2 separate regions of the Homo sapiens genome follow, and region 2 is linked to region 1. Evidence: read pairs that join two places in POLR2A ChIA-PET (ENCODE). Cell type or tissue: B cell. All regions are shown on one strand. Each heading gives the region's core, and the rest is flanking DNA. Links, peaks and the distances in the headings are about the cores only. Region 1 has its middle 25 kb from the start of ARHGAP25. Region 2 overlaps ARHGAP25 (Rho GTPase activating protein 25).

What was found. Peaks named below come from ENCODE experiments on the same cell type or tissue, not always from the same donor. Only the 100,000 strongest peaks of a DNase experiment are listed, where the experiment ranks them.
Region 2: POLR2A ChIA-PET joins it to region 1 with 7 read pairs; 3 of 35 experiments call an interaction of 5 or more read pairs at or near these places.

What each region holds. Positions count from the first base shown.
Region 1 is chr2:68,708,490-68,711,405 of GRCh38, reverse strand. It overlaps a transcript of ARHGAP25 not described here. Among named protein-coding and RNA genes, the nearest start is that of ARHGAP25, 25 kb to the left of the region's middle. In B cell, for the core only: a CTCF peak has its summit at 1,773 (motif pointing left); a DNase peak (open chromatin) is centred at 1,715.
Region 2 is chr2:68,788,331-68,791,246 of GRCh38, reverse strand. All of the region lies in intron 4 of ARHGAP25 (Rho GTPase activating protein 25), which reads right to left. Among named protein-coding and RNA genes, the nearest start is that of LINC01888, 42 kb to the left of the region's middle. RefSeq lists an enhancer at 1,313-1,372. In B cell, for the core only: no CTCF peak of the experiment used is centred there; DNase peaks (open chromatin) are centred at 526, 586 and 1,446; H3K4me3 peaks cover 1,401 bases; H3K27ac peaks cover 2,500 bases.

The DNA of each region.
Region 1 (2,916 bases), core at 289-2,788:
CTCAAAATGAAAATAAATACTAATAATTGAGTTAAAATCATCATAATGAGGTTGGCAAAATATCAACCTGTGGTTTGCACCAAAATTTATCTTAGCAAAGTCACTCTTCCCCTTTGGAAATACTTTGAGAAGGACTTATGGGAAAATTCACCTCCATTCCTCCCCCATCCACCACAACCAGCACCATGGATGTTCATGAAGGTCAGCACCAAGGCTGAAGAGAAAGCAGCTGAATGCACTACAAATAAAAGGAGAAGACATTGGATTTCCTCGGCAAATTCAGCACAGAAAAGAAGGCAAGTTAAATGGGTGCCATTGAGAGGGAGGGGGCTGCATTCTGTATGAATGATTTTGTTGTGGTGGAAACTTAAAAGGCCAAGTTCAAGTTTGACATAGGATGACCTAGACAACCAGGGAGGAAGTGGAAGTCCAAGGAGGCAGAAAAGACTCTGAGAACCATATAAGGTGAGTCCACACTAGAGAGATGTAGCAGAGATCTTGGTTTTCACTTTCCATAGGCCCATTTATTAGAGAGTTGAAGCCAATTTTGCCTCCATCTCAAGCAGCAGGCAGCCCCCTAGCTAACTCTCAGTTATATAAGAACTAGAAAAAGCCACCAAGTTTATGTCAGGGACCAAATATTTGAGCCTTGTGAAATCACCAGATGACTGAGGACTCTGACCTTCTGAGAAGGAGCTGTCACTCACCTGCTGCAGAGACATATTTATGGAGGGAGATGGAGCGGGGGGTTCCAGCAGTGTCCAGAGCCACTTAGGCTGGAAGTCACTGTAGACCAAAAGCTGAGTGTGTCCTTTAGCTGGAACAACTTTGAGAGCTCCTAGGCTGGTGCTTATCTATGGAAGAAGCCAGTAAAGCCAAGTCTGAATCATTGCAGGAGACTCTGTAAGTAAATAAATAAAAGCTCTGTAGTTATTTTTAGCCCAATTCAGTCCATAATCATTATTTCATTCACATCTGAAGAATAAAGACTGATTCAAATAATACTTATGTTCCATTTGGTTCTAGTCATCATTCCCCACTAATGCCCAGGAAATAATCTGGAGGTCTTCCATTAGTGCAAAATTATTGTTATTAGTCCATTTGTTTGGAGATTTAATGGATTCTGTTCATAGATGAATTTCTTCGAGAATTCAAATTTATGTACTTTTTAAAAAGCATTTCTTTTTCTCTTTACAATTGCAATTCTGGGTTGAATTATTATTTTTTTCCTGCCTTTCTATGGCTATTTTTTTTTAATTTGTAAATTACCTGATTGGTCCATTTGCTGACTGACCTAACATAAAATCAACCCCGTGCTATCTGCCCTGGGTAATTGGCTGCTTCCTTTATGAAGAGATTGTCATCAGACTCTTTTATAAAGCATCTCAGAAGGGTTAACACTATTACCTTAAGGAAAGCCATTCTTTAATTTATTAGAACAAAAGAATTGAGGAGAAATCTATTGGCGAAACAGTCTCATAATCCAAAATGCGATTGGGTTCTGCTCTCTTTGCCTCCACCCCAGGAGGATCATAAAGCAGTGCAGACATCCACATAGACTGGCCTGTGTTGCATTTGTCCTCCTAGCACTCAGAGACAAAGACCACATGGCTGGCTCAGGGAGGCACAGAGTGACTGATACACAAGGCACACTCACTTGCCAAATTACGGGGTGTTTGGATCTTGGTTTAATATGTTCCAGATCATAACCTGGTAGAGAAAAGACTGTTTATCCACATCGGTAACCACTGGGAATAGTTGACAAAAGGAAAAAACTCTTGTTTCTTAGCTCCCTCTGCTGGTCTTTCAGAAAACCACCTGTCCCCTCAGGATCCCATCCTGAGCTTTGTACACATGGAGGGCCAGCTTCCTGCCAAATGTGAGCTGGTAGGAAAGTCCGGTCCACATCAACTAGGAAGACAGATCTTGGCTTCTCAAGGAACCTGGTGATTCAAAAGATGAGAACGGAAGAGGGGCCTCCCCGTGGCAAGTCCAAATTCAAACACAGATTCTCCAGCCCACCCCACAAAGAAATAAGACTGAGGCATGTTTACTCTGGTCCCGAAGCTATGTGTTAGGTTTAATGCAAACTCTGACTGCCATAGTTTAAACCTATATCACTTATTCAGGCTTAGTAGGGAAAGAAATGGAGAACGGTTGATCAACCTGACTCAATATGTTTGGTTATTTAAATGGGACCTATAGCTTTGTTTCCTCGAACAACAACAAAAATGTTATTAATTATGTTATCTTTTCTTCATGGTTCCTATTCTCCTAAAAGATTTTCAGGAACCAATAACAGCAATTCCGAGAGATTTTCAGCAATATACCCAAATTTCCAAAGATCTTGCTGCTTTCTCATCTTGAGCTTTCTTATTTCTTGTCCCTAAAGATTTTCCTAGTTCCACTGCATTCTTTCTGAAGCTGGTGAGCAGCCAGCTGACCCACCCAGTGACAAAATTGCATCTGAGCTTTGTACACATCGAGGGCCATCTTCTTGCCAAATGTGAGCTGGTAGGAAAGTCCGGTCCACATCAACTGGGAAGACAGGTCTTAGCCTTTCCCAACAACTCCCAACCTGTTCACAGCCATTCATTGTGCATGATGGCAGGGAAGCCAGGGCACAGTGCTGAATGACACACAGAGCACACTGAGCCCATAGTCCTGAGGTCTATGGATCAAATCCATCCCTGGCAAAAGAAGAGATTTTTTCATGTCGATTCAGAGACTAAAAGGTTGGTTGTCATTGGCCAGAGCACTATTTACACTAGTTAGAGCTCCCCAAGAAAAATGATTTCAAGGCTCTAGGCTATGTCCATGACCTTGGCCAGATAGATGCCTTACAAATGTATGGTCTCAGTTATTTCCTACCAAAGGAAGCAGTCCAAAATTTGCCCAAGTAGTCATGGGTCAGTC
Region 2 (2,916 bases), core at 103-2,602, 80 kb before region 1:
AGGGGAGTCTAGCTAGGAACAAAACAAATGAGTGAAATATTTAGCATGTTAGAAGAGGTTATGTGCCAAGGAGCAAAGCGAGGCAGAACTGAGGGGTAAGGAAGGGGTCCAACGTTAAACAGAATCATAGAGGAAGGCCTACTAAGGTGATGTTTGATCAAAGACCTGAAGACGGTAAGGGACCAAGCCATGCAGCTACCTGGGGAAAGAGGATTCCCAGCGAAGGAAACAGCAAGTGCAAGGGCCTGGAGGCAGGAACACGGGTAGGATGTTTGAGGAGGCTGGTGAAGCTAGAGTGAAATGAGCACGGGAGAAGGTCAGAAGGGAAATGCGGGAGGGGAGGCGGTGGGCAGACTGTGCACTGTAAGATCATTATAAAGCCTTGACTTTTACTCTGAGTGAGAAAGGAAGCTATCAGAGAATGTTGAGCTGAGAAGAATCTTGATAAGACAGGTTTAACAGGCTCACTCTGGCCGCTCTGTCGAAAACAGACTGTAAGAAGGCAGGGGTGAACGTGTGGAGATGAGTTTCAAGGTTAGTGCTGTAATTTGACAAGAAAGGATTCCATCTCCTTTGGGGTGGTAGTAGTGAAGGTGGTGGGAAGGGGGCAGGCTCTGGTTGGAAAAAGAAAGTTTCACAAAGGGCTAGAAAGAGGTGGCAGCCACATGTCTCAGTGACTTCACAATATTTGGGAGGCATGTCTTTCCCATCTAGTCAACCCACGTTAGAGATTCTTTCCAAGTGGTAATGTGCTGTGGCAAAAGAGCCCTGGCCCTGCCCCTCACCTCCTGGGCCCACGGGACACGTCATTTGTCCCTTTAAGGCCAACATTCCCTAACTTACAAATAGGAAGAACAAATGTCTGATTTGTCCAGTGGCCTCAAATGAGACTCTATACTGTCTTAAAAATGCCCTCACATTCCGGGATCTATGATTTTGGTTAGTAACTTTAAACGTGGCTGGGCACGGTGGCTCATGCCTGTAATCCCAGCACTTTGGGAAGCCGAGGTGGTGGATCACCTAAGGTCAGGAGTTCGAGACCAGCCTGGCCAAAACAAGGTGAAACCCTGTCTTTACTAAATATACAAAAATTAGCTGGGTGTGGTGGCACATGCCTGTAATCCCAGCTGTTCAGAAGGCTGAGGTAGGAGAATCGCTCAAACCCTGGAAGCGGAGGTTGCAGTGAGCCGAGATCATGCCAGTGCACTCCAGTCTGGGAGACAGAGTGAGACTCCATCTCAAAATAATAATAATAATAATAATCTGAGATGCTGTATCAGAGGCAACACTGTTCTTTGAATAAATAAGTGCTGTTGCACTCTGATTTCCCCTTCGCTGGACTTTCCACCGCCTACAGGACTCATGCTTGACTTGCTTCTCAGGGTGGTGGTCTCGGGGTGCGGTGAGGGTGAAATCCCCATGTGTATCATGACAGAGTACAGCAGTTCACTACGGCAAGGCTCAGCCAAGCATCACAGTAGCCACAGAACCTAGTGAAAGTACACGGATACCATTTTGACTCAGAGAGCAGGTGCATGATTAGGCAACATCCACTACCCTTGTCTATGCAGATAGCTTAAAGCACTGGACTGGAGAAAACAGAAAAGGGTGGCTCACAATCTCATAATCCAGCGCAATAAGGATGGTCACAGCTAAGATTTTCCAGCATGTGGCCTAATTATGTACCTGCAGGTCATGTGCTCCCAGAGAAACAGACAGGATAAAATCAATGCTAATGTCCCCTTTCTTGGTCCCAGACTCTTATAAAACCTCTTGGCAGTTCCTGCTCTTGGTTGCTTTGAGAAGCTAATGTATCTAACCAGCAAATCTTTCTTGGTTGTTTAACATCATTGGATACAATTTCTATTTGTAACCAAATAAATGCTGAAATGTATCAATTAAGATTCCAGGCCGGGCACGGTGGCTCACGCCTGTAATCCCAGCACTTTGGGAGGCCGAGGCGGGTGGATCACGAGGCCAGGAGATCGAGACCATCCTGGCCAACATGGTGAAACCCCGTCTCTACTAAAAAAAATACAAAAAAAGATTAGCCAGGCATGGTGGCAGGCGCCTGTAGTCCCAGCTACTCAGGAGGCTGAGACAGGAGAATGGTGTGAACCTGGGAGGTGGAGCTTGCAGTGAGCCGAGATCACGCCACTGCACTCCATCCTGGGCGACAGACCAAGACTCCGTCTCGGAAAAAAAAAAAAGAAAAAGATTCCATAGCAACTTGGGGAAAATGCTTAAGCCATTCTGAAAAAAGTGTGTAGATGTAAACAGTAGATGAAAGATAAACATAAAATGCCTCTGGTGGAATATTTTTTCTTTACTTTCCACAAAATTATTGTGATATTCTTGAAATTTCTGAAGGAAGCTGTAGGCCAATGAAATAAATATTTAATATTCAAACTACGAAAGCCTCCCTAAATAATTTCCAAAATAACAGGCCACACAGTCAATACATAACTATATATTTAAGGTTATCTGGAGTTGACACAAGTAGGCGTGCTCCTAAAAAGTTGAAGGAAAATGTTAACTTGAGAACTCATACCTGTCGGTTTTTTCATATTTTTATAAAGGCAGGGAAACTTACTAGATTCACGTGTTTGTTAATTTCAGATAGTTTTTGCATCCGTTTTCTTTAGTCAGGACCCTCCTCAAATGTGGAAACATCACCAGGATTCCCAGAGAGCTCAAATTCTTGAGTTGTGAAACCCAGAAAAGTGTTGAATGCTGAACTCACTGTACACCTGCAAGACTTCAGACACAATTCCTGAACCTTCCCCAGTCTGATCATCCCTCTTTTGGACAGTAGCTTTATTTTCATGTGCTGACTTATGCAGTCTAACTTATGCTTTCAGCATAGCTGTTGCCATCAGTTCCCAGAACCAGGCAGACTCGTGGTGCTGCATGAGC